Regions from separate parts of the Homo sapiens genome. Here region 2 is linked to region 1. Evidence: read pairs that join two places in POLR2A ChIA-PET (ENCODE). Cell type or tissue: B cell. All regions are shown on one strand. Each heading gives the region's core, and the rest is flanking DNA. Links, peaks and the distances in the headings are about the cores only. Region 1 has its middle 48 kb from the start of LINC02111. Region 2 overlaps BASP1 (brain abundant membrane attached signal protein 1).

What was found. ChIA-PET counts read pairs that join two places held together with the same protein. Peaks named below come from ENCODE experiments on the same cell type or tissue, not always from the same donor. Only the 100,000 strongest peaks of a DNase experiment are listed, where the experiment ranks them.
Region 2: POLR2A ChIA-PET joins it to region 1 with 13 read pairs; 4 of 35 experiments call an interaction of 5 or more read pairs at or near these places.

Annotation. Positions count from the first base shown.
Region 1 is chr5:17,336,831-17,342,217 of GRCh38, reverse strand. No RefSeq gene overlaps it. Among named protein-coding and RNA genes, the nearest start is that of LINC02111, 48 kb to the left of the region's middle. In B cell, for the core only: no CTCF peak of the experiment used is centred there; no DNase peak of the experiment used is centred there.
Region 2 is chr5:17,262,027-17,267,413 of GRCh38, reverse strand. All of the region lies in intron 1 of BASP1 (brain abundant membrane attached signal protein 1), which reads right to left. Among named protein-coding and RNA genes, the nearest start is that of BASP1, 47 kb to the right of the region's middle. RefSeq lists a silencer at 126-255. In B cell, for the core only: no CTCF peak of the experiment used is centred there; a DNase peak (open chromatin) is centred at 153; H3K27ac peaks cover 3,647 bases.

The DNA of each region.
Region 1 (5,387 bases), core at 247-5,246:
TTTTTTTTTTTTTTTTTGGGGAGACAGAGTCTTGCTCTGTTGCCCAGGCTGCAACATCCGCCTCCCAGGTTCAAACAATTCTCTGGCCTCAGCCTTCCTAGTAGCTTGGATTATGGGTGTGCACCACCACACCCAGCTAATTTTTGCATTTTAGTAGAGATGGGGTTTCACCATGTTGGCCAGTGTGGTCTCAAACTCCTAACCTCAGGTGACCTGCCTGCCTCGGCCTCCCAAAGTGGTGGGATTACAGGCGTGAGCCACCACACCCAGCCCACTCTTATTTCCTATAATCAATTTTCCACAAAGAAAATTTAAATTAGACCCTGCCATTTCTCTGCTTAAAACTCTCCAGTGGCTTTTCATCGCACTCAAATCTAAACTCCTTCCCCCAGCCTACAAACTCATCCATGGTCTAGGCCCTGCCCACTTCTCTGAGCCACTGTCTGAGCCCCTCCCTCCAAACTCTGTCACACAGAACCTTCTTTGTATTCTTCCAACATACTGACTTTATTCCCACCTTGGGGCCTTTGGACCAAGTCTTCTCTCTGCTCTGAATGCACTACCCTGGGTCTTCACAGGTCTAATTCCTTCTGGCCATGCAGACGTCATATCAATGGCTTCCCCTAAAGAGAGTATCTCTAGCCCTCTCAATTCAGGCAATGACCCAGCCAGGCTCTTAACTGTATCTGCTGTTCATTTGTGTGTTCATGTTCACATGTGTTTGTATATTTGGATATTGCCATATAAGAAGAGACAAAATCTACTGCATTAACTGTGATACTTAGCTTATAGTCGGCCCTAAATAAATATTTGCCAAATAAATGAATTAATCAAGTAATTCATTAATAGAACTTTGATAAACTATTTATTTGAAGTCAGTTGAATTAAGCATGGAACAGTTTTGTTAAGCCTATTTTTACTTAATTCCTTCTCCCAGGCAACCTCTGGGGGGAAAAAATAGGCGACTTTATAGAAATAGCCTGGCAAGGGCTCAGATTTCTTTGAAACACCTACAAGCAAGGGAGTTTGAGGCTAACAAGAGAATCACAGGTTTCCAAGAATAAATGTCCTTTTAAAAATAGGCAATCTGCCATGCTTTGTAACAGGGCTTCAAAACCCCATGACCAAGCCCTTTCTAGGAAACCTCAGTGATGTGCATCTCATTCAACAGGCTCTAATTGGCTATGTTCTTAAAGGGCCTTAAAATAAATAACATGCCTTATCTGATTTGAATTATAGCCAAACCTTGTCATTTGAAGGCGATAAGGCTCTAGTGAAAGATATCACATTGGGAAAGGAATGTTGAACTTTTCTCTGTTCCTGAACTTGAGAAGGAAAAAAGTTAACTTGTATGCTCCTATCTAATAGAATTAAGCTGTGAGAGAACTAACCTTATGGAATGCAAATATCCAGACACATTATTAAAATAAATAGTCAAAGTCATAAGTATTCTACAAGAGTCCAATGTCTGGCTCTCCATTGTTACTTTGCAGACAGAATTCCCATTCAAACGTATTAATTATATGTAGCATGAAGCAGAATGAGAATTTAATATCATAATCAGCTCTAGGTAAAATTGGGTATTAGGAATTTGATGTCCATGTCCCTAATCTTATTCACACACACACACACACACAGACACACACACACACACACATGCAGATGACCGTGCACATGACTCACCCAATTAAAAAAAAATCCAAGAAAGCACTTGATGTGATTTATTAACATTCTAATATAAACCAGTGTCTTAAATCTTTCAGAAATATTTCTATCTCTTTTTAACCTTAAAATAAAATATTTTGTCTCTGACTGAGGCATTTTGATATTGAGCATGGAGTTGAGAGCATTATTTTCCGGTGGGGGTCCGTGGGGCAGGGTCTCCTTCTGTTGCCCAGGCTGCAGTACAGTGGCACGAACATGACTCACTACCGAAGGGCATTATTTTAGAGTTAGAAACCTATGTCTTTCCTAAAATTACACCATTTGACTAGCTAGATACACACTTACTCTAATGTGTCACTTTGGAAAACAGGAATTCTGCCCTCATCATCCAGTTGGATGGAACCCTTAACAGACACATGGACTCGAAGACTTGAGAACTTCTACCTGCCTTCTGGAAGCACCAACACACCCACACCCTCATCCACCTTGTTTTGACTAACAGCTCAGGTAACACAGCTGAGTTCAGTATCAATTTCCTAATTATTCATCCTGACTGTACTTCAGTGAAAACAAAGACATTTCTACCCCACTTGCTTTCTCACATTTTCCTCTGAAAGAAAGCTCCTGTCAGAAACTATTATGACTTGTTAGAAATCCTGTGCATTTCAGTAAGCTCCATGCTACTCAGAACACAGCCTAGGAAGGGTTTCTTATGCAAAGAACTGGCATCCTAATGACGCAGCACAGAGACAGCCAGTAGACCCAACTAAATCAAGACAAGTGGAAAAGAACTGAAGTTCGAAATGGGAATGGAGGCTGGGCGTGGTGGCTCACATCTGTAATCCCAGCACTTTGGGAGGCCAAGGTGGGTGGATCACCTGAGTTTGGGAGTTCAAGACCAGCCTGGCCAACATGGTGTAACCCCGTCTACCAAAAATATAAAAAATTAGCCAGGTGTGGTGGCACGCACCTGTAATGCCAGCTACTCTGGAGGCTGAGGCAGGAGAATCATTTGAACCCAGGAGGCAGAGGTTGCAGTGAGCTGAGATCGCCCCACTGTACTCCAGCCTAGGTGAAAGAGCGAGACTCCATCTCAAAAAAAAAAAAAAGAAAGGAAGGAAGGAAGGAAGGAAGGAAGAAAGAAAGAAAGAAAGAAAGAAAGAAAGAAAGAAAGAAAGAAAGAAAGAAAAAGAAAGAAGGAAAGAAAGAAAATGGAATGGAAATGATACATAGCCTCACACAACCTGCAGGCTCACCCACACTCTGACTGCCTCCCCTGTTACACAGTGCAGTTGTGCAAGCAGGATCTTCCATTTAGGATTGTTTCAGACCTACAGATGAGTTTCTTAAGCTTCCTGCCCCCTGTCTCCAGATCACTGCCATCTCTTTAGTAAGAAACTGCGTTTTATTTTGGGTTTTGTAATTCCAGCACCTCCACAGTATCTGTCACAGGGTTGACACCTAATGAGCTTGGACAACGCCATGGAGACACACTGATGGGTCCAGGAATCAGGCTGGACCAATCAGAGCCCTCCCCTTAAACTTTAAAATTTGGAACTACACACAATCATTACCTTCCATACTGCACAGCTGTAAGACATAGACCAAGAGCTGCCAGAAGCCTCGTTGGCTGCCATGTGAAAGAAGCCAGTTGGAGTGCATGAGGCCAATCAATACAGAGAGAGCAACAGGAATGAAGATGGACGGAAAGAGTCCCGGTGGGATTTGTGCCTTGTGTCCAGCTGTGCCCACACCCCTGCCCTTCCCTGAGCCACGCAAGGCTTCCAGGAAATGACCCTCTTTGCCTAAGCTATGGTTGAGTTGAATTTGTATAGTTCCACGAGAAATGGTATTCTCCATACCCTAGTGTCTGTACTGTTTTCTCAAACACATCCTAAAGATCCTGAGGGGAAAAAGTTCTCCTATTGTTTCAGTGAACTCTATGGAACCCACTGTTGCATTTAGTGCACAAAAGGCACTCAGGCAATGCATTGTTGCTTTCTTGAAAATGTACTTAGTGTCTCTCCCATTTCATGTTCAAACAAGACGGATGAAAGAAGTATCTGGATGGATACGGAGCTGGTTTAGACACCCTAACTGGGGTGATGGTGCCTGTGCTGGCCAGCCCTCAAGGCAGTCCCCAAGGAACTCAGCCTCCTGATACTTTCAGAGTCCTTTTTATAGTCCCCTTCTACTCTGTACCAGGAGTGGACTTTGATACTTTGGTCTCTGTGACAAATAGTAAATGGCAGCAGTAATGTACTGCCACTTCTGATATTCGGTTATAGACCATTGAGGCTCCCAGCTTGGCTCTCTCCAGCTCTTCAGCCTTCTCTCTAGGACACCACTGGCTCTGGGGAAAGCAGCTCCCACCTTGTGAGCTGCCCTGTGGAGAAGCCTATCATGCAAGGAACTCCAATCCCCTCTGACAGCAGCCAGTGAGGAACTGGGGCCTGCTGACAACCACATGAGTGAACTTGGATGTGAATCCTTCAGCCCCTGTCAAGTCTTGAGATGGCTGCAGCCCCAGCCGACATCTCAACTGTAACCTCAGGAAACATAGTAAGCCAGAACCACCCAGCCAAGCCACGCCCAGATTCCCGACCCTTGGAAATTGTGAAATCAGAACGGTAATTAATAACTAATAAAGTTCCTAATATTCTATAAATAAGTCATGGGTCTATAGGCGTCCAAGATGGCAGTGCAGCATCTAGGTATTTCATGGCCTCAGTAGTCAGGCTTAATACTGGAGGCCAGAAAGTGAAAAACAAAATAACAACAACCAATGAATATGAGTTTGATGGGAGCCAGAGATCTTGGAGATGCATGCAGATGGAAAGAAATCTCGATGTCATTTTTTCCATGAGCTAAACAAGGTTTTTGGCACCAAGAACTCAATGCTGAAGTGAGAAGAAGCCCTCTGTGATCTCACTAGTTCAAACTGCAAGTACCTAATACACAAAAGGGAGTGAGCAACTGGAGTCTTAGGAGAATGCCTCTTCCTGGGATGAAAATGGCTTGCCCTGGACTCCACTGACCTCCTATTGAGTATGTAATTCTGTGTCTACCAGAAACCACAGGAGAGAGTTACAAAATATAATCAGTGTGTCATTCGCTGCTATGGCAGGGGCTGGAGACTTGAGGCTATTCTGTAAAATTTGTTCAGAAATTTACATTTGCTACTGTCTAGCATTGTATACCCTCCAAAGACTACAACCCCCCATGTCCTGAGCATAGACATTTTCCTGCCATCAGTTTATTGACACTCCTTTTTGTGTTTTCCAGACTTGGATTGTCTGTTTTTTCTTTCATGACTTATTCAAGTACTACTGATTCTCTTTGACTCAGTTTACCCATCTTGCTATCCATGAAATTTTGACCAGCTTTTTAGTCTACATTAGTCATTCTATCTGCTGGAAACTTAAAGCACTGATATGGTTTGGCTCTGTGTCCCCACCCAAATCTCACCTTGAATTGTGACTCCCACATTCCCACGTGTCATGAGAGGAACCCAGTGGGAGGTGATTGAATTATGGGGGCAGGTCTTTCCTGTGCTGTTCTCATGATAGTGAATGAGTCTCATGAGATCTGATGGTTTTACAAACAGGAGTCTCCCTGCACAAGCTCTGTTTGCCTGCTGCCATCCATGTAAGAAGTGACTTGCTCTTTCTTGCCTTCTGCCATGATCATGAGGCTTCCCCAGCCACGTGGAACTGTAAGTC
Region 2 (5,387 bases), core at 90-5,089, 75 kb after region 1:
AATGTGTAAACTCTGTAAGGAATGAGTCAGGATGGAATGGCTCACTGAAGACATCTCAAATAGCGTCATAACTGTCAGAAAAGTCAGGTTTCATCAGCTTCACTCACGCAGAACTAGCTCACAGTGCCCTGGCTGTGGAAGACACTCGGTTGTTTCCCCTTTACCTACTTTTGATGGGTCATCTACCAATCACTGGTGGTCCTGCCTTGCAAGACCCAATCTCTTTGAGCAAGCGTGCTTCCTAAAAACAATCAAACCATCTTTTCCTTTTATGCGATGCTAAGTAGTATCAGCCTACAGATACTTTAAATTATCCTTTCAAATATAGTTTAAATCAATCTCACAAGGGCTAATCACAATTCTCGAAAACTAATGTGATATTCAGTTTAGTGTTATGTAGAAACGTTGAGAAAAATAAAGTGGGAAAAGTTCTCAGCCCCAAATTTCCAGCGCAATACAACCACTTAACAAAACGAAACCAGGGTGTATCACCATTTTTACAGAGCTATCCACAGGCAACATTTTGAAAGATTATGTTTGGAGTTCCTACATTGAGAAAGAGTTCCAGGTCAGATTTTTTTTTTTTTTTTTTTTTTTTTGAGACAGGATCTTGCTGCTCTGTCGCTCAGGCTGGAGCGCAGTGGCGCGATCTCGGCTCACTGCAACTTGCGCCTCTCGGTTCAAGTGATTCTCGTGCCTCAGCCTCCTGAGTAGCTGGGATTACCTGTGCACCACCACACCTGGCTAATTTTTGTATTTTTAGTATTTTAGTAGAGACGGGGTTTCACCATGTTGGCCAAGCTAGTCTCAAACTCCTGACCTCAGGTGATTCGCTTGCCTCAGACACCTAAAGTGCTGGGATTACAGGCGTGAGCCACCATGCCCCACCCCAGATATAGCTTTTAATGCCAACTTTAGGAATATCAACAAGGAGGCCATGGTGAATTCAAACACAATAAGGCAAAGATTCATTACTCTTAGATGAACAAGAGCAAGAGTGAGAATGAAATAAGGAGGGAGGGAGACAGAACAGAGCAAGCAAGGGAGGGAGAGGTGGCGAAGGAACAGAAAAAATGCCTCTCATTTTGAATAAATTCTCTTTTCATCATCCTTAAAACCGCTTTTTCTGAAAATCTACTCCTCCAGACATAATCTTTTTCCTGCATTTTTAACTTATGGAAATTGAAGCCACATATACTGTTCCTTAAACTTCTATAGCAGGACACTGTCAGAGACACACCAGGGTGAAAATATCCCGCACTGTAGGATTTAAATCATACCTCCATTCTGCCCCAAAGTGACAGCAATGAATCGGGAAGCCCAACGGGTTAGTGTCCCTTGCTCTGTGGTGCTACCAGAGGAACCCAATTTGACCAACAACTGCTGTGGCGACTGGAGTTACTGAGCTGACCTGTTCTTCAGCAGGACTTATTATGTCCTTAATAGAAGACACTTCTGCCCCTTGCAGTGACTAAGGGTTCTCAAATCCCTTTGCTGGTACCAAGTGAAAACGCATGGGTCAGCCCTGCTGCCTATGCATTCTTTGGGTTTGGGTCAAGACTCCTGCAGTATTTAAAGACACAACCCTATATATCAGAACGGTATCTAATTAACATTTGAGCTGGAAGTTGTTCTAATAGCTTTGCAATGAAATGTGAGGTTTCTGAGAACTATCATTTATTACTTCCTTTCTTTAGTCCTTTAAATAAAACACTTACTAAACAGGTTGTTTGGATATAGGAGAGCAAGAAAGGGAGAAATGTTGGCTCAAAAGGAGTATCAAGTAGGAAAAACAATAGTGTTATCATTACCACCATTAAGAGGATTTCAGTGCTTTGTGGCAGGTCTAAGTGATGACATGCCATCAGGTTTCTAAAAGATGCCCTCCAGAGACCAGGGTCATCCAAATAGCTCTCAAGAGCCCTTCTGCATTTTTGGCGGCAAGCAAAATTATGGGTAATGAAATGCTAATGTTTATCTCAGCCTATACACTTAATTTTAGAAGGTTTGATATGCAGAGGCTCACCATTTGTGGACTGTTGAACCTTCATTTCAGTAGCACTTTGTTGGTTACATCCATTATTTAATGTTATTCAAGTCTTCGCATGATATGGTTTTTGGATGAAAAATGGCAAGCCCCCCAATATACCATTGCCCTTCTTCAGAAAATGCAACCTTGCACAATGCACAATTTCCAGGAGTTATCCACCCACAAGCCAAGGGGGTTACATGCACTGGGTCCTTCCCATAATTACCACATGTGCTCCATGATATCTCCAATTAGATTTTTCATTAACACATTTTTACATTTACGTTGCTCTGTCAATTAACAATACCATGGTTCTGTAATGTAATAAGAATCACTGGCATACATTAACTGCCATATAAAATAAGAAAATGATATCAAATTTCTCCATATGATTTGAAAGTTACTATGTTCACTACTTTACATGCCATTCCTATTTATATCTTCTTTCCCTGCATTATTATAATATCTAAGCACTTCCTATATAGGGCAGTTTGAATCATACAAAGGCCCTATCCACTATAAAGTTTCTACTTTGAAAATGCAAATTTGGATTTATTAACCATTTCATCTAGAACCAGCAGAATAAAGTTATTAAGGATGAGATCAGACAGATGACAATGGAGAAGATGGCTCCAAGTCTATAGCAAAACCCAACATAAATATGCAACAATGTGTGTCAGAGACTGGAGTGTTATTTCTGGTTTGATTGCAGCTTCATCATTGCAATCAAGACAAGAAGTCATCTCCTTTTCATTCTGTTTCCATCTTATAATCAGAAAAAAATATATCTGCTTACAAAGATGCAGGGAATGAATCAAAGTTTCAAGACAAAGTTCAATGTGTGGCTGCAGCACATTAACTGTGTACCCTTGGACAAGCAACTATCATCTACTAATTCAGAGCTGCAAAGGTTAACAAGAATTATACACCAGCCAATCCACTAACAATTTTTTTTAAGTAACACAAAGTTACAACTGAGTTGCATCTACAAGCAAATCCATCACCAACAAGTTGGGTTTATAATTACACAAGTGGAAAGAATCCAAGATATTGGTCAAACCTACCTGAAGCAAATGTTGGAATAAGAGGGAAAAAATTCTTTTTTATATAAAGAAAAGAATTTACAAACAATAAAAAAGCACAACACATACAAAGTATTTTCAATACTGTCAGAAGAAAGAAATCTAAAATATTTATGTCCAGCAATTTCTATTTTCAACAAGTGACTGGCCCTTTTCTTTTAAAGGTCAAAATTTTTATTCTAAAAGAGGAAAATGAAATAAAGGTAATGCAGCCCATGTGTATTTTTAGTATTCCAACCAGTATGTGCTCTGTCGCAGTGACTTGTCAAGTCTTCAGTGCCTGGTGGCAATTTCCATTGTTGAAATTATTGTTGTCGGTGTCTGATTCAGCCAAGGCTCATATTTAGCAATTCTAATAACATCCCCATCATTTAGAGGATGCAGATGTCCTCTGGGGAGAGGAAACTGTCCTAAGAGGTGCCAACCCATGTCTAAGTTTCTAGGTAAACCTTTGAAATATCATGAGTAAAAATTTAGAGAAAACATTCGAGACAATTTATTACCTTGTCACAATAAAAATGTTCCTCACTGTAAAAAAGTATGATAAAGATATGCAACAAACTTGAGGGAACAAAGTACACATACACAGATTAGCACACACTCACATTTCTACAACCAAATTTTCCCAAAGAGGTGATCCAGATGAGTTGGATCTACAAAGTCAGAAAGTCCCTAATACAAAAGAAGATTAATCACAAGAAACGCCTCCATTATTCTTCATGAAGCCCAGTCTAGTCCTACAGATGCACTGGCACAGGGTCTTTGGGGATCTCTCATCAAAAATCCAAAATGCATAAATATCTGAGGTGAGCAATGTTCATTACCTTAATTTTATCTTACCACATTTTATTCAAAAATTGTAATACCAGCTGGGGTGCAGTGGCTCATGCCTGTAATCCCAGGACTTTGGGAGGCCGAAGCAAGAGGATCACTTGAGCCCAGGAGTTTGAGACCAGCCTGGGCAAAATAGTGAGACCCTGTCTCTATTAGAAAAGGAAAGAAAAGAAATGTTAAAAAAAAAATGTAATACTACTTTGTACCCCATAAAGATACACAATGAGACTCTGTCACAATATAATTTGTAAAAGTCAACATCCAGAGTGATCTCAAGAACTTCTGATGTTCAGAATTAGTCTAGAAAAATAGATTTGATTAGGGCTGGGTGCAGTGGCTCACGCCTGTAATCCCAGCACTTTGAGAGGCCAAGGCGGGCGGATCATGAGGTCAGGAGATCGAGACCATCCTGGCTAATACGGTGAAACCCCATCTCTACTAAAAAATATAAAAAATTAGCCGGGCGTGGTGGCGGGTGCCTGTAGTCTCAGTTACTCGGGAGGCTGAGGCAGGAGAATGGCATGAACCAGGGAGGCGGAGCTTGCAGTGAGCCGAGATCGTGCCACTGCACTCCAGCCTGGGCGCCAGAGCAAGACTCCTTCTCAAAAAAAAAAAAAAGAAGATTTGATCTTAGTGAGGAAATATCTTTAGGTGTAAGACGTGACAGGGAACATAAGTGAGTGAAGAGCCTAGTCTAGCAAGAGGGAGAAGACATATGAAGACAATTAAAATATAAATGAGAGTAAGTCAAACGTTATCAAGAGAAGGAAAAGCAATAGTTTCACCAGAAGAGATGACGATTAGTTGAGATCAGGATCAGAAAGATTTATAGAGAAGGTAGAGTCTGAGACAGTAGAAATATAAAAAATACTTATTCATATACACTCAGCATAAGACTGTTTTGATACTTATCTTTACACATATCAACTCATTAGCTATCTCATCAGTTCTACGAGGGAGGAATTATTACTATCCCCACTTTAGCATGAGGAAACAAAGACACATAGGAGATAAATAACTTGCCCAAGATCAACCAACCAGTTATTTGTGGAGGTGTGAGGTGAATGCAGGCACTCTGGCTCACTCAACCAGGTTAACGTTAAGGTTTCTTAGCCATCATGATAAGTTGCCCTGAAGAACAAATAAGCTTTCTACAGATGAGGATGGGTAAATGCAAAGTGTTTATGTCAAAGGGAACAAAGAGGAAATGTCCAGTTGAGATTATTAGAAAACCCTATTGATATTTAAGAGGAAGGAGAGGACTCTCAGATACTTGGAGTGAGAAAAGATGGACTCTAAATCTATAAAGGTTGCCTAATAGGGAAAATTACTTAGATGACAGAAAGCAGAAAAACAGCTCTTGTAGGAGTTAGAAAGGAAAAGATGATGTCTCAAAAAATCAAAAGAGAAAATTTTACAAAGCAGCTTGGAGGAGGCATATG